2 separate regions of the Homo sapiens genome follow, and region 2 is linked to region 1. Evidence: chromatin loops called from intact Hi-C (ENCODE). Cell type or tissue: PC-3. All regions are shown on one strand. Links, peaks and the distances in the headings refer to the core of each region. The heading gives the core; the rest is flanking DNA.

Region 1 (12,469 bases), core at 3,612-7,611:
TGCGAGACTCCATCTCAAAAAAAAAAAAAAAAAAAAATCAATTATTGTAACACATTATGTAAATAGAGCAGAAACAAAAATTACACGTTCATCTCAATGGAGGTGGAAAAGAAATTGAAATACATCTATTATTCTTTTGTGATAAAAACACTCAACAAACTAGAAATTGAAAGGAAATTTCTTAACCTGATAAAGTACATTTATTAAAAAAAAAGCCACAGTTAAGGCCATACTTAATTGTGAAAGAGTGGCTGATTGCAACTAGGCAAGAAAAAATTTTTAAAGGCATCCAGATCGGTATAAAAAAATACAACTCTATTGGCAGATGGCACTGTCTTGTATATAGATATATCCTAAGGAATTCACAAAACAATTATTAGAATAAATGAGATAAGCAAGGTTACAGGATATGAGAATCAATTATATTTCTTTACAGTTGCGAGGAATATCCCAAAAGTGGAATTAAGAAAACAATTCCATTTACAACAACATCAAAACCAATAAAATACTTAAAAATATTTGTTAAAATACAAAACTTATGCTCTGAAAATTACAAAACACCATTGTGAAAGGCCAAAGACGCCTAATGAACATGACATCCTCATTCACAAATTAAATGACTTAATAGTCTTAAGATGGCAATACTCACAAAATTGATCTAAAATTCCTATAATAATTTCAAATGACTCATTTGTAGAAATTAATAAGTTGACTCTAAATTCATATGGAATTGTAAGAAACCCAGAATAGCCAAAGCCATTTTGAAAAAGAAGTAATTAGTTGGATTCAGGCTTACCAATTTGAAAACACTACAAAACAACAGTGTTCAAGATGGTATAGTACTGGCATAAGGACAGATTTAAAAATCAGTAGAATAAGATTGACAGTCCAGATGCAGCTGCTATGGAAAACATACACTGGCAGTTTCTCAAAAAAGATAAACAAAGAATTAATTTATGACCCAGCAAATCTAATCCTATGTATATACCCAAGAGAAATGAAAACATATGTCCCCACAGAAACTTGTATGTCAATGTTTATAGCACCATTACTCATAAAAATAAAAAGTTAGAAACAACCCAAGTGTCCATCAACTGACAAGTGGATGAACAAAATGTGGCATATCCATATAATGAAATGGTGTTCAGCAATAAAAATAAATGAATTACTGTAATATGCTGCAACATAGGTGGATCTTGAAAATATCCTGCAAATGAAGGAAGCCATTCACAAAAGACCATAGGTTATATAATTTCATTCATATGAAATGTCCGGAATAGACAAATCTCTAGGGACAGTAGATTAGTGGTTGCTTCAAGTGGGAAAGGGAAGAGGGGTTGATAGCTAAAGGGTATGGGATTTCTTTTTGAGGTGATGAAGATATTGTCTAATTGACTACATATCTGTGAATATACTAAAAATCATTTAATTGTACACTAAAGGATAAATTGTATAATATGTTAATTATATCTCAATAAATTTTTAAACTATTAAAAAAGAAGATATCTACATGGTAATAAAATAAAACATTGCAGATAATTTATTACAAAGTAAAAAATTGTTTCTGATATTTTACCCAATTGAACAAATACAGCATTTCTTTCAGTGAGGCAAACACTTGTTTCTGATGTAATACAATGGGAAATACAAAGAGTGTATTTGTAAACAAATAGTGTACAAAATAGAAATCCAAATAGTGTACAAAAAGCTCATATAGTATTCTTGCCAAATATATTTAATATGAATCTAACAAAAATAAGTAGTGAGATAAATGCAGCTTTGTGACATTTTTAAAGATAACTTGACTATCTTCTAAATGATCAATGTCATAAAAAATATTTTTTAAAAGTATTAGGACTGTTCTAGATTTAGAGACTAAAGAAACATGATCTCTGATAAAATACTAGGAAAAAGACATTTGGAGACAAATTAGGGAAATGTAAACATGGTCAATGTATTAGATAATGCTACTCACCATCAATAAATTGCTTGGGTATAGCAACAGTGTTGTGGTTTTATAAAAAAAAGTCCATATTCTTCAAATGTAAATGCTGACATGCTAGGTGTAATGTGTCATGATACCTGAAGTTTACTTTTAAATAATTTATAATAAGGACAATTATATGCATGTATGTGTGTACATGCAAAAGCAAATTTTCAGAGTAAGCATGTATGAGCTAGATAGCAAACAAATTTTGCAAAATTGAAAAAATACGCATATCAGTTTTAGCTATAATATATTCAATTTATACATGTTTACATTTATAATACTTTTAGCTTTGCTATAGATTTAAATTTTTTAATTAATAACTTCTGGGGGAAAGATTTATTCTTTCTTATACTGTAAGAAGTCCATCAGGTAGCTACTAATGAGATTAGTTCAACTGTTCAATGGTACCTCCAAGAGCTAGTCCTTTCCCCTCTTCCTATTATATCACATGTAGCATATTGGCATTTTGTTCTTATGTTTGGTATCTAATAACACAAAGATGGCTCTGCAGAGTCAGGACTCACCAGTAACTTCTATTCTTCTCATTACCAATCCAAAAAATATATTGAAGAAGCTCCTATGGACTTCCTCTCACATCTTACTGGTTATAGCCATTTTGCATTATCTTGCTTAGCCATAATGCTAGAAAAAATAAACTTTTTTTCTTAGCCTCTATTATGAAAGCAAGTGAAAAAATACCACATTGACTATGGGTGTTTTCTTAACATATTGTGTCTGAGCTGAGGGTACTTGAATCTTTTTGTAAGAAGCAGTAAGCATGCTGCCTTATGCTTTGGAAAGAGACAATATCTCTGTCTTCCAAGAAATTTTTGATATAAAAATAAACTTAAAAGATAGTCTAGCACAAAGGCAGTCAGTGCCTGTGCTCACAAGATGTGCAGAAGATTGAGAGACCCATAGAGGTTTGGTTCCCAACAGTTCAAATTTGCATACATTATGTAATGGTTATACAAGTAGTCATAATAGTATAATATCATTCTCGGAATATTTATGAAAGTCTAAAATATTTTGAATTAAATTAATGTTTAAAGCATACCATTTTTTAAAGCAATACAGTTTCTGTATTTTCCTAATAGGTCAGTAGTGCCAAAACCTTGAGGAACTCCTCTATACAGTGCTAGAATTCCTATGGTGAATTAAACCTGAAGTCCATATAAATACACAGCCTTGAGCCACTGGTGCTTACCCGTTAGCTGGATCAGTTAAGGTGTTCTTGGTTGCAATAAAAAATATCTTGTAAAACTTGAGCACAATTTTTGGAAGAATTTTGGTATCTCCCACACTTGACAGGAGATTTTGAAGCAAACTCTGAGAAACCAATGCCATATATATATAATCCTTTTATTGCCGCTAATATTTGCTAAAATAGAGGCATATCCATTGCTTCTATTTATATAAAAGATGCAAAAATGTACATGAAGAATGCTTTATATATTGTTTGTGATCAGAACCCGCCAAGAATATATGCATATATGTGCATAACACAAACATATATTTTTGTATGTATGAGCATAATATATAAATTAACAGAAATGTTGTAGTTTTAAATTGTCACTTGACATTCATTCAAATTATATATTTGTTTCTATATATACTTATATATTTTTTCTATATAAGTATTTATATATATATTTTCTCTATATATATGTATACATTTATAACTTTAAGACCTCTATATTTAAAGGATGTATATGTAAATTTTACATATATTAAGGGCTACATATGTAAATTTTAAAATAATATGAAATCAACCTAAATGCCCATCAGTGGGGAATTGGATGAAGAAAATGTGGTATATATGTATATACCATACAATATTACACAGCCTTAAAAACTAAGAAGATCATATCCTTTGTAGCAACATGGATGGAACTGAGGCCATTATCCTTAGCAAATTAATGCGGATACGAAAAACCTAATACAAAATGTTCTCATTTATAAGTGGGAGCTAAATATTTAGAACACATGGACACAAAAAAGGAAACAATAGAGACTGGGGCGTACTTAAGGGTGGAGGGTGGGAGGAAGGTGAAAACTGAAAAACTACCTGTAGGGTACCATGCTTATTATCTGCATGATGAAATAGTCTGTTCACCAAACCCCTGCAACACACAATTTTCCCATGTAACAAACCTGCACATGTACTCCCTGAACCTGAAATAAAAGTTGGAAAGAAAAAAAGTCTGATTTTGAAATTAGAAAAATTAGCACAACATCTCACTATTTTTGTATGAATACATTCATCACTCCTTTATTTAATAAACTTAGAGTAGGGCTCTGTTAAGGATGTGGTCATAAAGATACATAAGACATATTTTCTAGTCAATACTCTTTTATCTAATTATAATAGAGTGAGATAAATGCTTAATAATAAAAGACAGTTAAAAATAAGGTGCTACTGAATAAATATGTGTGACTATTCCTATATAATAAATTTTGAGGACTCTTACATAAGTATTAAGTGATAAAACTTTAAAGTTTACAAGGTGCAGAGAGTGGATTGTAGGGTCCAGTCCCACAGGGTCGGTGCGTCTCTCCCCGTGTGCGGAGACGAGAGAGTGTAGAAATAAAGACACAAGACAAAGAGATAAAAGAAAAGACAGCTGGGCCTGGGGGACCACTACCACCAAGTCGCGGAGACCGGTAGTGGTCCCAAATGCCAGGCTGCACTGATATTTATTGGATGCAAGACAAAGGGGCAGGACAAGGAGAGTGAGCCACCTCCAATCATAGGTAAGGCCACGTGGGTCACGTGTCCACTGGACAGGGGGCCCTTCCCTGCCTGGCAGCGGAGGCAGAGAGAGAGAGGAGACAGAGAGAGAGACAACTTACACCATTATTTCTGCTTATTAGAGACTTTTAGTACTTTCACTAATTTGCTACTACTATCTAGAATCAGAGCCAGGTGTACAGGATGGAACATGAAAGCCGACTAGGAGCGTGACCACTGAAGCACAGCATCACAGGGAGACGGTTAGGCCTCCAGATAGCTGCGGGCGAGCCTGACTAATGTCAGGCCCTCCACAAGAGGTGGAGGAGCAGAGTCTTCTCTAAACTCCCCCGGGGGAAAGGGAGATGCCCTTTCCCAGTCTGCTAAGTAGCAGGTGTTTTCCCTTGACACTTACGCTACCGCTAGACCACGGTCCGCCTGGCAACAGGTGTCTTCCCAGATGCTGGCGTTACCGCTAGACCAAGGAGCCCTCTGGTGGCCCTATCTGGGCATAACAGAAGGCTCGCACTCTTGTCCTCTGGTCACTCCTCACTATGTCCCCTCAGCTCCTATCTCTGTATGGCCTGGTTTTTCCTAGGTTATGATTATAGAGCGAAGATTATTATAATATTGAAATAAAGAGTAATTGCTACCAACTAACGATTAATTATATTCATATATAATCATATCTAAGATCTATATCTGGTATAACTATTCTTATTTTATATTTTATTATACTGGAACAGCTCGTGTCCTCAGTCTCTTGTCTCGGCACCTGGGTGGCTTGCCGCCCACAGTGGATGTTATTTTTGAAATGGGGAAAATGTGCTCAATTAACAGTAAATATAAATTGTCCACTGATGCAGAATGCATTTTCATCATCTCTATCCTAAGCCCTAAAACTACAGTCAATCTGTCACCAAATTGCATTGTTTTTACAACCTAAAGCTACGATGTATTATTTTCCAAAAGTGGGTATTTCAAAAGAATATTAATATCACTGTAAAACTGTTATTTAGTATCAGTTGCACTCATAAATCCTTGTATATAGGGTTTTAATGAATCATTTATAAAGAAAGATTGAAAACACTAAGAAAAACTTTTTCTATAGTAAGGCAGGATAGGAAATTTGTAACAACTCTCCTGCTGAGAACAACTAAAAACATGAACAAAAGGAAACCTATGTTTCTGAAAGTTTTAGGAAGCTTAAAATTGAAGTGAAAAATTACAGGGTCACAATCCAGAAGAATAAAATGCAGAGAGGAAAACCCAGCGTTTCTCATCATTCCAATATTACTAGTTCACTGCTCTATAATTACTTCAGCTCTGCTCTCGTGAATGGATTAATGCCATTGTCACTCAAGTGGGTTGGTTTTTGCAGGAGTTTCACCCCTTTTTCCTGTCTGTTTCATGCACTCACTTTTACCCTTCCACCGTGGAATGACCCTCACCAGATGCCAGCACTATGCTCTTTGGACTTCTAAGTCTCCAGAACCATGAGCCAAATAAACATTTTTTCTTTATAAGTTACTCCATCTGTGGTATTCATTTATTGCAGCACAAAATGAACTAAGACATCCCCGGAGTAGGGTGAGCTTTTATATCCTTAGTAGAAACCCTCTCTTAAGTAGCTGTCATATACTATTTTATTAGCAGAGAAGGTTGGTTGAAGTTTAAGCCCATTTGGATTATGCTATAACTACAAATACTTACCTATATCCCTCTCATGCCACCAATGTTCTCTACCTGAAAATTAAAATTTGAAAAATTTAAAAGTTCCCCCACCTCCTTCCTTTGTTTAACTCATACTCATATCATATTTAGCACAAAGATATTCAGTAAACAGACTCATTGGATGCCCTATTTTATTTTATGCTTTCCTCTGAGCCACCAGGGCTATAGTTCTCTATATTAATTTATGAATTATTTAAAATACACCACAAAGAACATTTTTATGATGTTTATTATGTCAAAATCTATTAACTTTGTGACATTTTACTTTTTTTCTCTTCTATTTTTCATTCATTTTGTTTGTATCTAAGTTGCACCCTAATTAAGGTTCTTAGTAATTTCTTATGAAATGTTCATTATTAACTCAAATACTTAGGCATCAAAAATTAAATACAGAGTCTAGGCTTACAAATTTGTTTTTTTCTTCTTTCCAAAACAGACATCGACACAAATTGAGAGAGAGAGAGAGAGAGAGATGCACACACACACACACACACACACACACACACACACACACACACAGAGAGAGAGAGAGAGAGAGAGGGAGAGGAAGAGAGATTAGATAGAGAAATAAAGAACAAGACACTATATTTTTGTATGATTTTTGGCCTAGTTACTTTAGTAGCTCCAAGGCTAAGGAGCTGAAAAAAAGATACACTGCACAGAATTCAAGATGATAAAAAGTTCTGCAAATCTGTTCCATTCGGAAGAGGATTACCCATGATTTATATTCTTTTCGATTGCATAGTAATGAAGTGGTAATGACTATTCATTCTTACTTTAGAATTGCCTTTGTTTTTGTGAGTAGAACTTAAGAAAACATCACACCTATTTTCTTTGGGATATGGGCTATTCTATTCTCCCTTTCTCTCTCTCTCCCTTTCATTGCTCTCTTATCCTCTCCCTAGCTTTCTACTGGATATTTTTAAATGAAAATCAACATCTTTCTATTTTTAAAGTTCCATGTATAAAAACCCACACTCCCAAGCAAAATATTCATCTTCATCTAAAGTAGATATCATTACGATGAGAGTAGAAAATAGCAGTCCTCCGCATTAAATATCTCAATTGAATAAATAAATGAAAAGTGAGTGAATAAAACATGAATTCTAATCCTCATCCTGCAATGATCCTAGCTAGCTATGTGATCCTGGAAAAGTATCCTAGAATTTTCACAACTTAGTTTATCTTCCAAAAATAGAGATGATATCATTTTCCATTTCCTTTCCTTAAGATGTTTATAAAAATAAAATGAAATAGTGCAATGGAAATCTTTTGTCATTCATAGGTCATTTCCCCCAAATTTAGAAGATATTTGCATTGAATTTAAGGGAAAAAAGGTCTCTACAGAACCAAACTCTATTTGAGTTATTTCTTACTGACAACTGGTTTTGAGAAAAAAATATATATGCCATTTCTAAGCACCATGTATTTGACTCTCTTCTTTCCCTCAAAGTTTAACACTTCAATTATCAGTTCTAACAGACTATGTTGAGGGTAGGTATAGCAAGAAATGAAAAAAAATTAATGCAATTTAAGTTATTCTCATTCAGTATTATATTAATTTAAATATGAACGTTATGAAATACCACTGGCTTTTGATTGGAGATCTAAACGAGCCTTCCAATGTGAAAGTAAAGTGGCAGCATAACATTATGTTATCCTTATGAATCCATTTTTCTAGAATATTATTTCTAAAATAGACCTACTTGGAAAATAATCCTCTAAATCATATTATCTGAGGAAGAAATTTAGTAAGTAGTACTATCATTGAACTTCCTTTACAAATTAGCTTCAGAAAATAGTATGAATGTTTACAATAAAACTAGAACTAAAAACTAAAGGTTAGATTCCTAATAGATCTTCATGAAAATCAGTAGGAATACTATAAATGTAAAAGTTATTTATGGCACCCATTATCCGGATAAATTCAAACAAGACAGTGTAGAAAACATAAAAATTATCCAAAAAAAAAAAACCCCAATGATCTACATGAAAAAATGCCAACTATCCACAGTCCCTTTGGCAACTTGGTTAACTATTATGAGGTGGAAGAGGAAGATAGGGCTTGGAAAGTTTTCATCCATGCATCTTGTAGCACTCTAATAATTATTGTCATCAAACGTCACTAAAACCCATTTAGCGGCTACATCACAAACATCAACTATATTCATCACTTTTGCTACTTTGCCAAGAATTTCAGTCACTTCAGTTACCAATATCCAGCAGCATTCAGGGTCAAGAAGACCCTTTTGATATATGGCATCCTTATAATTTCAAAGAGCCTTTTCCCAAGCCAGCATCATTGCTGTCTATCTTGCACTCACTCCAAGTTCTTTGTAGTCCAGAATTGTTGGTTTATATTATCTGAGCAGCAACAGAGAGATACTATTGCCAAGCTGATGCAATATATTTACCTCCTCATCAGGCTATGTCAAGGGAAGTGGTTATTAAAGGGTATATTAGTTTCCTAGGGTGGCTGTAACAAAGTACCACAAACTGAGTGGCTTAAAACAGCAGAAATTTATTGTCTTATAGTTCTGGAAACTAAAAGTCCAAAATCAAAGTGTTATCAGTGCCATGGCTCTCTCTCCCTAGAGGAGAGAATCCTTTCTTGCCTCTTGTTAGCATCTGGTGGTTTTCAATAATCCTTGGGGCTCTTAGGCTTGCCCCTGCTCCATTTTAATCTCTCCCTCTGTCCTCACATGGCATTTTCCATTACTTACAGAGACACTAGACATATTGGATTAGACCCCACTCTAGTGATGCCATCTTATTACAGCTGCAAATGTCCTATTTCTAAATAAAGTCATAGTCACAGGTACTTGGGATTAGGACTTGAACACATCTTGTTGGGGGGCACAATTCATCCCATAGCAAGGAGCTAAGAACGTTTTCCTCAGCCCTTGGTGCCACGTTTTGTTTTTCTTTTTTCTTTTTCTTCTTCTTTTTTTTTTTTGTTTTGTTTTTGGACCTTGAAAACCTCAGTTCTCGTAAGACAGCCAAATAAGTATACTCCGCAATTCTCTTTATTTATTTTGGGATAGAAGGGAGAAGTACAGATTCTTTATCTCCATGCACTAAGAGTACATATCCACAGCCTTTGCTATGTAATTTTGCAGTATTATCCCTCTGTTGGTGACATATACTTTTCTGCACCAATGAGCTAAGGTTTGGCCATGTGATTTGCTTGGGACAATTAAGTTTAGTGGGTGCACTATAAGTATTAGACCAAACTGTACTTGCTTCATTTGGCTTGGCTCTTGGACTTCTTCCATAACCCATGAGGATAGCATGTCCTGGGTAACAATGGCAAAAAAAATAAATAAATAGAAATATGTCTTCATTCAGTCTTCAACCTGTAAACAAGCCCAGTGAATCTATAGATTGGAGCTGAATTAATCCTGCTGACCCAAAAAAATCTGAGCAAGAGAAATAAGTCCTTGTTTTTGCAAGCCATTGAATATTGAGATGGTTCATTCCATAGCACTATTATGGCAATAGGTGACCAACATGCTGTGCTGACTCAAGATCTATGCCCACTGCATCATTTCCTCTTCCCTGCAATTGCCCTGATTATTTTTGCATATTTTTTAATATTGAAACTTATGTAAGGTTTAATTTATTAAGAAAACTAGTCAATATTAAAGAAATGTATCTGTTTTCTGTGTCATTTATTTCAGAAACCACACTTCTTAACTCATTTGATATTATTATGCCTGGATTTTTATAAATTCTATTGAAATTAACTTCCCACATGATGCCAAATACAAGATTCTAAAGCCATGGACATGTGAGAAATAATTTTACAGATCTCTTATAAGTAAGTTGACCATATACAATCATGCACTCAGGGAAACCTTGAAGAAAGGGAATTTTGAAAGGGGATTTCTTGAAAAGGGATTCCTTGAAAGGGTTTCTTGAAGGATTTCTTGAAGGATTTCTTGAAGGGGATTTCTTAATTATGCCAGGATCAGGCATAAATCACAAGTCCTGAAAACAATGGCTATGTGATCATTGTTCTTTCAGTAAAATAACATTAAAGCACATAAGTAAGTTTTGTTTTTTGGTCATTGTTCAATTTAGCTACTTAATGCCTCCCTTTATCCATGGGGGTACATTCCAACACTTCCAGTGGAAGCAGGAAACTACAGATAGTACTGAATCTTATAGATACTACAGTTTTTCCTAATATTTACTGTGAAAGGAAAATTAGTCTCAGGACCCCAAAATCACTATGCCAAAGAGAAGTCAAACTGGGAACTGCAGCAGCACACCTGCCTTCCATTTTATTCCTAAATAAGATAGCTACAAATCTCTCACAATTTGCCCACAAGGAAATTTCTTGTGAACAAAGGATAGACAGAACTCAAAGTCATCCCTCTGCTCATGTGAGACAAATACATATCTGATCGCTTCTTCTGCCCTATTGTCTCACTGAGCCAGACTAAGGCATAAGTGACTATTCCTCTACCCTCCTCTCACATGTAAATTGTGCATTCAGTGAAAGTCTGATCAGACACTGAAAAAAATGCAACATTTTGTCTCTACTTACCTATGACCTGGAAGCCCCCTGTCCAGCTTCAAATTGTCCTGCCTTTCCAGATTGAACCAATATACATCTTACACATATTGATTAACGTCTCATGTCTCCCTAAAATGTATTAAACCAAGCTGTGCCCTGACCCCCTTGGGCACACGTCATCAGGAATTCTTGAGACTATGTCATAGGTGCATTCTTAACCTTAGCAAAATAATCTTTCTACATTGATTGAGATCTGTCTCAGATACTTTTGGGTTCACATTACATACCAATGATAAAGTTTAATTTATAATAAGCACAGTAAGAGATTAACAACAACAACTAATAATAGTTTAAGTATAAAAATATGCCAGCATCACTACTGTTACACTTTGAGGCTATTATTAAATAAAATAATGGGTTTTTGAACATAAGCACTCTAATACTGCCACAGTTGATCTGATAGCGAGAGAAGTACTAAGTGCCTATCAGGCAGGGAGCATAGAAGATGTGAACACACTGTAAAAGGAAATGAGTCATGACATGGTTGTTTGGTTCTGTATCGCCATCCAAATCTCATCTCAAATTGTAATCCCTACATATCAGGCAAGGGAACTGGTTGGAGGTGATTGGATCATGGAGGCAAAAATTTTCATAAGCAGTGAGGAGCAGAATGTTAATTGCCAAGACAATGGGAAAAATGTCTCCAGTGAATTTCAGAGATCTTCATGGCAGCCCCTCCTATCACAGGCCCAGAGGCCTAGGAGGGAAAAATGGTTTTGTGGGCCTGACCCAGGTCCCCACTGCTCTGTGCAGCCTCTGGGTGCCCTGCATCCCAGTCGCTTCAGTTCCAGCTGTGGCTTAAAGGTGCCAAGATACAACTCAGGCCATGGCTGAGGGTGTAAGCATCAAGACTTGGTGACTTCCACATGGTGTTGGGCCTGCAGGTGCATAGAAGGCAAGAGTTGAGGTTTGGGAGATTCTGCCTAGATTTCAGAAGATGTATAAAAATGCCTGGATATCCAGGCAGAACTCTGCTGCAAGGGCAGAGCTCTTGTGAAAATGTCTACTAGGGTAGTGCAAAGGGAAAATGTAGGATTGGAGCCCCAGATTCCCCACTGGGGCATTCCTAGTGGAGCCATGAGAAGAGGGCCACCATCCTCCAGGCCCCAGAGTGGTAGTTCCACCAACAGCTTGCACTGTGCATTTGGAAAAGCCACAGGTACTCAACGCTAGCCTGTGAAAGCAGCTACAGGTACTGTATCCTGAAAAGCCACAGGGGTGGAGCTGTGCAAGGCCTTGGGAGCCCACACCGTGCATCAGTAACCCTGGATGTGAGACCTGGAGTCAAAGGAAATTATTTTGGAGTTTTAAGATTTGATGACTGTTCTGCCAGACTTCAGATTTGCATGGGGCTTGTGGCCCCTTTCTTTTGGCCAATTTCTCCCATTTGGAATAGGAGTATTTTCATGTACCCCCATTGTATTTTGGAAGT
Region 2 (12,469 bases), core at 3,564-7,563, 110 kb before region 1:
TGAAAAACTCACATCTAACATCACACTAAATGTGGAAATTTTGAAAAAGCTTGTCCTCTAAGATCTGGAACAAGACAAGGATGTCCACTTTCATGATTTTCATTCAACATAGTACTGGAAGTCCTAGCCAGCATAATTAGGTAAGAGAAAGAAAAAAATGATATCCAAATTGAAAATGAGGAAACAAAATTGTCCCTGTTTGCATATGACTTTATCATATGTGCAGAAATCCCTAAAGATTCTACCAAAAACCTGTCAGAAATAATAAGTAAATTTAGTAAATTTTCAGGTTATAAAATCAACATACAAAAATCAGTAATGAGTTCCTATGTTCCAACAGTAAACTACCTAAAAAGGAAATCAAGAAAATAATCCAATTTACAATAGCTACAAAAAAGTAAAATACCTTGAAATTAACTTAATCAAGGAGATTATAAATATCAGCTATGAAAACTGTTAAAAGAACATTGATACCAAAAATTAGAGAGGGCACAAATAAGATGGAAAGATATTCTTGTGTTCATGGATTAGGTCAATATTGTTACAATGTCCATGTTACCCAAACCTCATTTTCCAGTCCTCTGAAGCCAGTTTCACAAATTCAGACATAAATAAGTCAGATGAACTCTTTCTGAATCTCTAACTCATAATTATTTAGGAAAAATAAAATAATTTTAAATCCTTACGTTTCAGAGTGTTTTGTTATTAATTATCCATATGGTACATTTTAACTGGAAGAAAGATGTTACCATAATAAGCCAGTGAGAGGAACCTGGAAGGGACATAGGAAACTATTGGGGAGACTAGAAAGAAAGTCAGGAAATTGTATTCAGACTAGAGAAAGATGGCCATCTTCAGCATTATTGCAAAGTCTAGTGAAGCTGGTACCTGTGGTAACATGGAAAATAGAAAATTGTTTTTAGCAAATCGATAGACCTAGAGAAGGAGATATTCAGATAGGAAGTTGAAAATGTCAAGTGTTTTGTGAAGCTATTAAGAAATAAAAGAATTTACAGAGGTCCTGGAGGATGAAACTTTGTAGAGAAAGAAAAAATCTAAGGAGCCCCAAGGCACCTGACACATTAGTAAAAGACTATATTGAAAGCAGATCTTCCAGCTTCAGTAGCCCCAAATGACAACACGTTCAGATACACATCACTCAATTACCACCCTGCAAATTCATCCTCTTTAAATTGTAAGCAAAAATAAATTATTTTAAGCCACTTAGTTTCAAGTGTTTTTATGCAGCAACAAATAACCAGAACCGAATTACTGTTTTATCTATGTAACTATAATTTAAATAGATCATTAATTTTTTAATTGCAGAAAGTAAGTTAGAAAACTGGTTCTAAATGTACAATTTAAGGTTATGGAAATATCTAAACCATAAATAGCATGTAGATTCAGTAACTGAATAACTGGATTTCAGGACAGTTTTATATTTTCCAAATATATATGTTACTTATATATAAGAATTCATATTTTGTAATGTTATCGTCTTTATTTGTGTTTTCTTATATTTAAAGCAAGCTGAGTAAAATATTAGTAAGACTAACAGGTGACACAACCATTGTAAGATTTAAAATCATGTGCACCTGTACGTATGTTTCTGTATGTTTTTTCTCAGTCCTTTGCATATAGTATTCTATTTCTGTCTGGCATCCATTTTTGTTGATAAGTTTGTTTTCAAACTATCTGTCATTCTTTTATAATCAATTTGTCTTTTCTTTCTCTAACAGCTCTAAATTTTTTTTTTTTTTTTTTTTTTTTTTTTTTTGAGACTGAGTCTCACTCTGTCACCCAGGCTGGAGTGCAGTGGCGCTATCTCGGCTCACTGCAAACTCCACCTCCCGGGTTCATGCCATTCTCCTGCCTCAGCCTCCCGAGTAGCTGGGACTACAGGCTCCCATCACCACACCCAGCCAATTTTTTGTATTTTTAGTAGAGACGGGGTTTCACCGTGCCAGGATGGTCTCGATCTCCTGACCTCGTGATCCACCCACCTCAGCCTCCCAAAGTGCTGGGATTACAGGAGTGACCCAACGAGCCCTGCCAAGACTATCTATTTTTATGCTCAAGTTCAATGAAGAATGGGCAGTCATGTAGAAATGTGATTGGACAGAGGGTATGATTTAATTATAAGAGACTGATTGGAGAACCCAGCAAGCCCTATCTGTTCGGGTTCTTTTTGACCTCTCTATGTAGCATTTCTACCTCCCAGGTATAGGGCAAGACCCCTTTGCAGTGAAGGTCTTCAAGGGAGAAGAATAGTTTTTCTAGGATCCGTGGTTTTCTTTGGCAGAGAGGAGTTCTAGTTTCTGTGACCTGTCTTGTAGAAGCGGAATTCTGGTTATTATTATTCACTTCAGGGAAGGAAGACAGGCAGGGAACAGGAGGATGAGAGAAAAGGCTTCTGAGCCTTTTAATTATTTTTAATTCAAAATGCTCAACACACTAAGGCATCATATTTGGGGTTTTGTTTTCTGAATCCCAACATGATGTCTAGTTATTATGGTGCCTTAGAGAGTCTTATTTTTATACCATATTTTAATATCCAAGATCTGTAATTTGATTTTGATATCTATCAGTTCTATATGACTTTGTCTTTGTTTTATAATTCTCATTGTTTCTAAGAATTCTTTCCCATTTCTCTTTTAGAATCTTAAACCTCTTGTAAAATCAATTCAAACTTACTGTAACATGTGCATTTCATTGACTTGCTCCTATGTTTCAACTGTTGATTTTGCTGATCTCAGGTGAGAAATCTCTCTCTCTCTCCCCCCCTTTTTCCCCCGCTACTCCCCTTCCTTCTTTGTCCAGCAGTTTTGCTTTTTCCTCCAACTGGCTGCCGAGATCCCATCTGGAATCAGGAATTATATTGGCTCTCATACTGTAATGTTCCAGGGTATTCTAGATCTAGTCATTGAGGTAACATACAGTTCATCCCAGACAGGGTCTTAACTGTGCTGCTAAAAAAAAAAAAAAAGACAATAACTCCTGGAAATGGTTTAAGCTTTTATAGTCTCCTTTCTTCCAGAGATAGGGGGTCTTAATTCAGCCTTCATTTTTATGCAGAGTGGCTAGTTCTTGTCCTCTGTTCCAGTGATTTGCCATTCAATATGTCTACCCCACAGAAGATGAAATGTCATGATGTCTCTGGCTTACTTAGAATCCTTCAGATCAGCATATTCATGGTATCATGGTATAAGAAGTAACTTACACAAATGAATAATTTTTAAAAAATTTAGTTTTGTCATGTTTGGGAAAAAAAAGGAAGTAAAGTATGAATTTATCATTTTGACCAGAAATTCCCTAAGAACTCACTAATGCCTACCTTCCCCCACCTTCCCATTTAAACCTCAAAGCCTTGACTTCAAATATCAGGCAACAATCATTGTTTCCAGATATCCATATGCCCTAAAGGATTCTTAGTCAGGGAATGTAAACGGACAATAAAAAGGTTCATTGAAAAGGAAACAGTTTACACACACTTACTGAAAGAGGTAAAGTTCCTGGTATAAAAAGCTATAAAATGAATAATAACAATAAAATGTGTTCTAAGAGCAACCTCCATTTCCTGTTTCATTACCAAAAACAGGGAATAGTTTTTAACTAGTTGAACTGAGAGTCTGCTTTGGAATCTGACTAGTGTCAATTTTGTACATTTCTGATCCTCTTGTGCATCCCTGGTTGTCTTGCCATATGTCTTACATTGAGTCGTTCGTCATTCATCACAGATAGTCATTATTTTTCTTCTTAAGCTTTGAAATGGCTGTACGATACTGCTCCCTCTTCCTTTCTAGCCAGATTCCTGGAAGTCTATTTATATCTGTTGGAGACTGCATTTCTGCTCTGCTCTGGATAGGTGAACTTTATAAAACAACTGTAGTGGAAAATGTCACTACAAACATGCACTTGAATCTAAAGAGTGATCTCCAATGGCAAAAAAAAAATCTATGTACCATGAATCTGCCTACCTAATGCTATCACATTTTCTCATGATCAGCTAGTAGTTTTCCCTGCATTACTGTTAGCTACTCGATGATCAACATCACATAGGTCATCTAAGTAGGCACAGCGTCAAATGCTGACTTAGGGGTATACATTGAAAGGCATAATTCTTTTAAGGAGTTGGCAGGCTGTTTGGAAAGGACAATGAGAAAAGCTTTCAATATTTTGTTGTTGCAGATTGGATCCAAAGAAGGAGATGTGAGCAACAGAGAGATTGGATAGGAGAAAATTGTAATGGCAATATGAAATAACTAGGGCCTAAATGATAGTGATGGCTTGGGAATGGAAGGAGCAAACCAAGAAACAAAACAAAAAGGAGTTATCATACCATGGGACAGAACCTGTGAAAGAAAAGAACAAGGAGTTAAACACAACAATAATAAAAAGAGCAAGAACAGTAACAACACGTGAAATTTGCTAACTGCTAAAATACTTCAAACACAAGAAACCAATACAATGTTAGTAACAGTGACAGAACCTGGAAAGAGATCCATTTTAATGAGAAAAATTATTATTGGGTCACAGAAATTCCAAGTTTCATGTGATTGTGGGCCATGATAAAGGAAAACATTGATCTGTAGAAGAGGTATACATTTCAGGCATCAAGGAAGTCAAAGCTTAAAAAGTAGTACAGTAAGGAGGGAGCAAAGAGTCTTAATAAAATGAGAAATAAACTGAGTAGCTTATTACCTTAGAAGATTTAGTGATTTTTTAAATCAAATCTATATAAGTTCTGAAGACTTAGAGAGGAAAAGAAGATTTTACATTCTCTTTATCACTTGAGCAAAGAGGTAATGGAAGAATATATTTTTTTATTTTTTATTTTCTAGATTTTCCTTAATATAAATATTTATGCTTTAATTGAATTGCTTCATTGCTATATAGTATCTCTCTAAAGCACCACAACCCTATGGTAACAGTCACTATAGAAAACCAAAAATTCCTTTGCTTCTCTCTATAAACCATTTCTCATTTTCGTCTGTAATTTAATTCAAAAGAAAACATCATTTTAGAGATGCAGAAACATAAATTACATCTAAATCTACAATGGCCTCTGAAATTATCTCTTTAAAATGTCTTAAAGTATCATGCAATACATGGTGAATTAGTAAAATTGTAACAATTTTTCCAGATTTTTTTTTCCAAACAACTAAGATACGAAAAGAGAAGAATTACCAGTAAATGAAGATTGGAGTGATCATTTCCTGTTTGTTTTTATTGTGGTTTGATTTCAATGTAATGTTTTCTAATAAGCTAACAAGTGCAGTATCTCTAAACAAACTTCAAATGAACATATTAATATGGAGCTCACAGAGTCCCTTTTTGTGTCCCTTTTTACCTTGGTACAATAGCCTACTGTGCAGAGTGCTCCATGGAGAATTCTTTAACACTGGGTGGCGCTATATACTAACAAAAAAATCTTTATTTAGCATGACTATCTATATTTTTAGTTTCAGTTCATTTTTGCAGTCTTGATATCAACTATCATTGCATATTATTTTGTGAGTCCTTCTGATATTCCACTCACACAAATGTCTGGTGCAAACTGGGCTATTAGCAAAGAAATGTCAACCATGTTGCTCCAACTAGGTAGCATGTTCGTGATAAAGCATTATGAGAAATAAACTGGAAGAAAATAAAATCATGTGATAGAGAAGCATTTGTCCCTCATGTCGATGACTGAGGATATTTGTTGGAGGGAAACATTAAGTGAATTACAAATTTGCATAGCCAGTGAATTCCAAAGTAGCATCACATTTTCTATTACCTAGTTATAAACAGTGATGCAATAAATCATTAAATGTGACATGGAAGTTATTTAATTTACTGACCTAGATCACTCATAGAGTCACTCACATAAATAATTGAGCTATTTTTTTTTCAGGAAATTGGATACCAAGGCATTTATATCCTAAAGGAATACATATAAAGGTTTTTGGAAATTTTAACACAGTATCTGTTATACAATTGAAGACAAAAAAAGTACATTGGAAGAATTTACTGATAAAATATTAGAATCTTTTATTAAAATAATAAAAGAAATATAAAATCTATTTTGGGGAAGAAGCTTTTCATTTTTCTCTTATAAGTGATATATATTAGTATACATCTTGAAAAAATTATTGAATAAAGAACATATTAGCATATGAATTCTTCTTCCACCAGCACCCTCCCTTGCCACCAATTACACTCCAAACTCAGAGATAAAAGTTTATGTATACATTCAATCCTTTTTACCTGCATAAAATCCACTTTTGTATACATGCACAAATTCTATTGTATATTAACAAGATCATACTATGCATATTGATCAACACATTGTTCTTTCAATTAAAAACAGACCTGAAGTATTTTTCTATGTCCTCATAAAGGTTTGATTCTTTTCAACAGTAGCATGATATTCTATAGCATGAGTAAGCCATACATTTTTAACTGTTTTTCTCATTGAATTTTTAGAGTTTTGATTTTTAGGTTTCTTTCTCCTTTATTATAAACAATGGCACAGTAAACATCCTTGTACACACTTCTCTGTGTATGTGTATATTTCTGTTGGATGAATTTTAGAAGTAGAATTGCTGAGGCAAAAGGAAGGTACAACTTCCTAAAAAGCTAGTCGAATTTCACATTTGCTCCAACAATGCAGTAGAGTGTCTTGTTGGAATTCTTCCCCAGTTCTTGGCAGCAATGAACAGTATCAGTCTTTTTTTCTCTCATATTTGAAGGTTGGGGTGCTATGTCTTGGCTGTTTTCATTGTTGATTGATTATATAGAGATTGTGGATTGTTTTATATTTTTATTGAAATTTATGGGCTTTCTTTTTAGAATTGCACATTCACATCATGTTTAAACATCTTGATACTGGGTTAATTCTATTTTTGCATATATAGCATTATAACAGACATTTGTATCATGTATACTTACTTTTTGTTAATAATAGAAAATGCAAATATTGTCCCCAGCCTGTCTTTTGTCTATTAGCATTGTTTACATCATTGTTGATGATCATAATGATTGTCATCTCTACCATTTTTTTCTTTATGAATTCTGACTTTGTATCTTGCTTAAGAAAGCTTTTTTCACCCCAAATTGTTTAAGATATTTGCATTTTTTTACTAGTACTTTTATAGTTCAGGTTATTATATTTTTCCCTCTAATTCTTCTAAAATTTAATTTTGTATATGGCTTGTGGGAGGGAATTAAACTTTTTCTCAAATAAATAGCTAGTTTTCCAGATATTTATTTAAAAGTTGATCCTTTTCCTGTGGAATTGAAATACTGCTTTAATCATAAACTCAAGAAATCTTTCTTGAGCTTTTGGACAAGTATGGTTGACATTCTCTGGTTTTATTGTATACATTTTGTTTTATTTCCCTAAAACTTCTTGTAGTAATAATCAAATGATCATATCAATAGCATTCATAGGCTAATTATTTTTTAGAATTGCTTACATAGGGGTCTTATTTCTCAAATTACAATACAAATGAGTTAAGCTATGAAAGATCAGTGTTCTTCTAATGCATACTATTCAGCCTTTAAGAAGAGGGAAATCATGTAACGAAAACATGGATGAACTCGGAGGACATTATACCAAGAGAAATAAGCCAGGCACAAAACAACAAATACTGCATGGTCTCAGTTATATGTGAAATCCAAAATAATCACTCAGAAGCAGTGAACAGAATGATTAGCAGAGGCTGAGGAGTTGGGGGGAATGAGATGTTGGTCAAAGAGTACAGTGTTTCAGTTATACCAGAAAAATAAATGGTAAACATTTGTGTTAATGGATATGTTAATTACCTTTATTCAATTATTCCATATTGAGTGTGTGTGTATATATATGTGTGTATATATATATGTATATATATATGTATATATATATATATATCACAGCATCACTTTGTATCCCATAAACATATACAATTATAATTTGCCAATATCTAATAAATAATAGAGAAAAATGTGAAAATGACATTTTTCCTATTTGTAATCTTTTTGAAATAATTAACACAGTAACTCTCTTCAATATTCAAAAAAAAAGATTACCTTTCTCAAGGGCTTTAAGAATGGTTAGTCTAAACCTCAAAATGTACAGTTGTATATTGACCTCAGTATGAAACCATTTATCTTGGCAAGGAAAAGATATAATGATTTTTGTAATTTTGCATTTATTGTATCTATACTCAGTAAGCACACTAAAAGTGCTTGTATACCTTGACATTTTTTAAAGGGTGAGACTAGACAAATGAAACATTTCTCCTAACAATGTAGAAGAAATTTTTTTTTTACTAAATAGTTTGCCGTCTGAGACATATTCAAAATATATGATTTTTTGATGATTTCTTGACCCAGGGCCTCCTGTTCCATTTGGACTATCTTAAATTGCAGGAATAGTTCTCCACATTTACTTCTTCATGTACAATATTTCCATAAATAGAGTGTGAGATGTTACAAAGTGTTTTTACTAACAACACATCGGTTATTAAACGTGGGATTTTTTTCTCACAGCAACCAGTTCTCTAACTATTTGGACACCAACTGGGTGTACTACAATTCAATTCAATTCTGTCACTAACCACTTGGAGTTAGTACAATCCCCACAGGTTAGAGGCTAAGTCCCACAAGACTGCCCCCTACTTCAGACTCCAATCCCAAGTCTTGGGCCTCCTGTAGTTCTGACTGGCTATGCATTAGGGGCTTCAACAACTCCTTCCTCAAGTTTTGGTCATTTGCTGGGACAATCCTCACAACTTAGGGAAGTTTTTTAGTTAGTATTACCAGTAAATTATAAAGGATATAACTCAGGAACAGCCAAATGGAAGAAAGGCACAGGGCAAAATACTGGGGAGAGAGTGTTTCACACCCTCTCCACATGTTTCACCCTGACAGCGTCTTGCTCTGTTCACCAACCAGAAGCCCTCTGAATGTCATTGTTTAGGCGTTTTCATGAAGCCTTAATCATATAGACATTATTGATTTAATCATTGTCCATTGGCAATTGATTTAATTTCCAGCTCCTTTCCCCTCCCCAGAGGTGGAGGAGTGGGGTTGAAAGTTCCAGCTCTCTAATCATGCCTTGATCTTTCTGGCAACCAGTCCCCATCCTGAAGCTATCCAGGGGCCCCCAGGCATAACTTTATTAGAATCAACTCAGACATGGTTCTTAGGGACTTCTAAATAATAAAGATGATACTATCACTCAGGAAATTCCAAGAATCTTTAGAAGCTCTGTCTCAGGAACAAGGGACAAAGACCAAATATGTATTTCTTACTGTATCACACATGCTTACACAATAAATATTCATAGTGCAATTTTCTAATACTAGATTCAAGTTTCTAATATTAAAGTTTATGTGAGAAAAAATTAAATAACAAACTGATTTTTGCAATTTTTAGAAAGTATTATATATTTAAAAACATTAAATCTGATTCCTTACAAGCATGATCTCACTGTAGATCACAATAAAACAATGTAATAATCTTTATGGTAAAATGTATTGATTAAGCAATTAAATCTACCTAAGTGCTGTTTGAGTGTTTTTCAAGTATGAAACACATTCATAAACAGAGTGGACTATAATCCTGTCATAATACATATTTTACTGATTCATAATTGAAAGTTTCCTTCAACTAAAATTCATTTTTTAAATAATAGATGCCATGAAGCTCTATGTTTTAAACAATATAGATGGCAGTCAATAAGTCCTAAGAAATAAAAAAAAAAATCCAATGTAAAAGATTACTTTCATTGAACTAAATGTATTGTCTGAGATATACCTAATTGAAAATAGTAATTAATTACATCACGCTTATGCTTTTTATTCCTATAGCAGTTTTTATTGAATTAGGTATTGTGGGATCTATACACATAGCATTCAACTATAACAATACAAAATACTCAATATATTTGTTATATATTTATTATAATTATTTTCTACACTAGCATGTATTCAATATTACTATTTAAACTCCAGAATATCTTTATTCCACATAGGTCTTTACAGAATCTGGACTTTCTTATATTTAATATTTAAGTCAATGTAAGTCCACTCACATTTGTATCAGTATCTCTTTTACTCACTGAGTCAGACTGTGTAGATTCTAAACAGGAACAACGTAAAATTTGATTATTTTAATTCCTGCACTAACATTTAACTTTACTAGTAATTATTCTTCCACGAGGAAGAAAAAGAGAAAAAATTGCTTGCTAAAAATATTTGCATTAATTTTATAAATTGCTGTCAACATATGATAAAGAGACTTGAACGATTTTTTTGTGTGGACATATGATTAGATTTTAACAGGCCTTAATATTCATATATTTAAGGAAAACATATGACTTCAATGTGAACATGTCTATACTTGATTTTAATGAATAATTTCCACAACAGTTAATCGTTTTTGCTAACATGAAATTTGAGGATCCTTAAAGGAGAACCTTGAGGTTATCAAAGTAGGTTTAATATTTTTAAAGTATACCTTCATTTTTAAATATGCATCTTTTTACTCCAGTATATTTCAAAAAATGTGTTTTAATACACACACTTAAATGAATGATATGGATAGTATAGCCATATACAAATTTATACTGTTTCCAACAAAGACTTCTCTAGTAAGATTTAATATGTTACTGATACTTCATATGCCTTTATTGATGTTTAAACTAGTCCTGTTATTCTATCTAGCTTGATCCTTCACATTTCCCATCTCTAACCATCTTCTAAAGGCCAGAGAATGTCCTACCTGCCATATACTGTTGCCTTGGATACATGAGACTTCATATATTGAAGTAATTAAAGCCAATTTTTGTATCTAAGCAATCTCTGGGAGTTACAATACAAGAAACTTGCAAAAAGTGTCCTTAGAAAATTAAGGTAAATAGAGAAGTTCATACCAGAAACTAGAAAGGACCCTGTCTGCCAACCTCAAGTTTCTTCTCCCATTGCTGAATAGGATTTATCACCTGTTGCTGTAAGGAACTTCATGTCTGGCACTGCTCCAATTTATGGAAATTCTCACCTAGGCATACCATGCCAAACAAACATCTTTCTTTATATCTGTACCATAGGATCTAATATTTGACTATAAATTAAGATGGTGAGAGCATGAATACATAAGTATGTCTGCCTTTATAATGTTTCCAGCTAAAATTTTTAACTCTTTAAAGTAATGAGCTACTTATTGTAATTTGGTTTTATCCCATACGACAACAATCCAAAACTAAAGAAAAAAAAGTAGATGAATTTTTACATTTGTTTTTAAAAATTATAAAAGAATTATTCCATAACATTACAAAGATTAATAATTAATATATGTAAAGAGGTGAGAATACAACAGTGAATGGCACACAGTAAGTACTTTCCATGTGATTGCTATTTTTTTATTTTTATTTTTTATTTTATTTTAAGTTCCGGGATACAAGTACAGAACACGTAGTTTCGTTACATAGGTATACATGTGCCATGGTGGTTTGCTGCACCTATCAACTTGCCATCTAGGTTTTAAGCCTGCATAATTAAGACAAAATAAGTTGATTTCAGAGGTTAGCTGTCAATAGCGTGAAGGATATTAAAGCAGGTATCAATCAAGACAGGTATTTACTTGCCTAAAGAACACCGCACTTTGCGGTGGCTGAGGGGGGCAAATCACTTGAAGCCAGGAATTCAAGACCAGCATAACATGGCAAAACCCCGTCTCTACTGAACATACAAAAATTAGCCAGGTGTAGTGGCACATGCCTGTAATCCCAGCTACTATGGACGCTGAGGCATGAGAATCACTTGAATCTGGGAGGCGCAGGTTGCAATGAGCCAAGATGGTGCCACTGCACTCCAGCCTGGGCGACAGAGTGAAACTCTGTCTCAAAAAAAAAAAAAAGAAAAGAAAGAAAGAAAGAAAAAACAAACAAACAAAAAACACCTATCTCATCTCTCTCTCTCTCTCTGGTATTTGTTTAAAGAACAAAATAGAGATTTAATTACCTTTGATTAATTTTGGTTGTGTTGTGTTCTCCTTTGAATACTAGGTTGAGTTTAATTTGGACAATGTTGTTTCAAGGTTTCATTTCAACTTATTTGCAACAACCAAAAATTCTTGATAAAAAGAAACAAATATCTAATATATTTTATCAGGGAATACAAGAAAATTTCGTAGAGGAGAAAGCAAAAGAAAAAAGGAGGTGGGGTAATGAAAAATATTTAATAGGAGTAAGTTAGAAAAGTCAGCCACAACTGAATGTTTTGTAAATTTCTCCAGTTTTGTTCTCTACAGACTGAGTACCCGGGAAATTTTCTGTTGCTCTTAATCAGTCTCTCTTCAATGGAACTGCATACAAGGATATTCAACTGGACTTGTATTAAGGAAACTGCACATGGATTAATAAGGCTAGAGTTTTGGATGAGTGGTAGGTGCGAGACCAATCATGAGAGGCAGAATAACACAAATTAAAGAATATTTCTAC

Evidence for each region. Hi-C counts contacts between places; a loop is a spot of excess contacts. Peaks named below come from ENCODE experiments on the same cell type or tissue, not always from the same donor. Only the 100,000 strongest peaks of a DNase experiment are listed, where the experiment ranks them.
Region 2: it touches region 1 in a loop (13-fold over the local background); 20 of 110 quality-filtered maps call a loop at or near these places.

The regions. Positions count from the first base shown.
Region 1 is chr4:62,588,179-62,600,647 of GRCh38, reverse strand. No RefSeq gene overlaps it. Among named protein-coding and RNA genes, the nearest start is that of ADGRL3-AS1, 430 kb to the right of the region's middle. In PC-3, for the core only: a CTCF peak has its summit at 5,209 (motif pointing left); no DNase peak of the experiment used is centred there.
Region 2 is chr4:62,702,781-62,715,249 of GRCh38, reverse strand. No RefSeq gene overlaps it. Among named protein-coding and RNA genes, the nearest start is that of ADGRL3-AS1, 550 kb to the right of the region's middle. In PC-3, for the core only: a CTCF peak has its summit at 5,400 (motif pointing right); a DNase peak (open chromatin) is centred at 5,389; H3K4me3 peaks cover 1,115 bases; H3K27ac peaks cover 904 bases.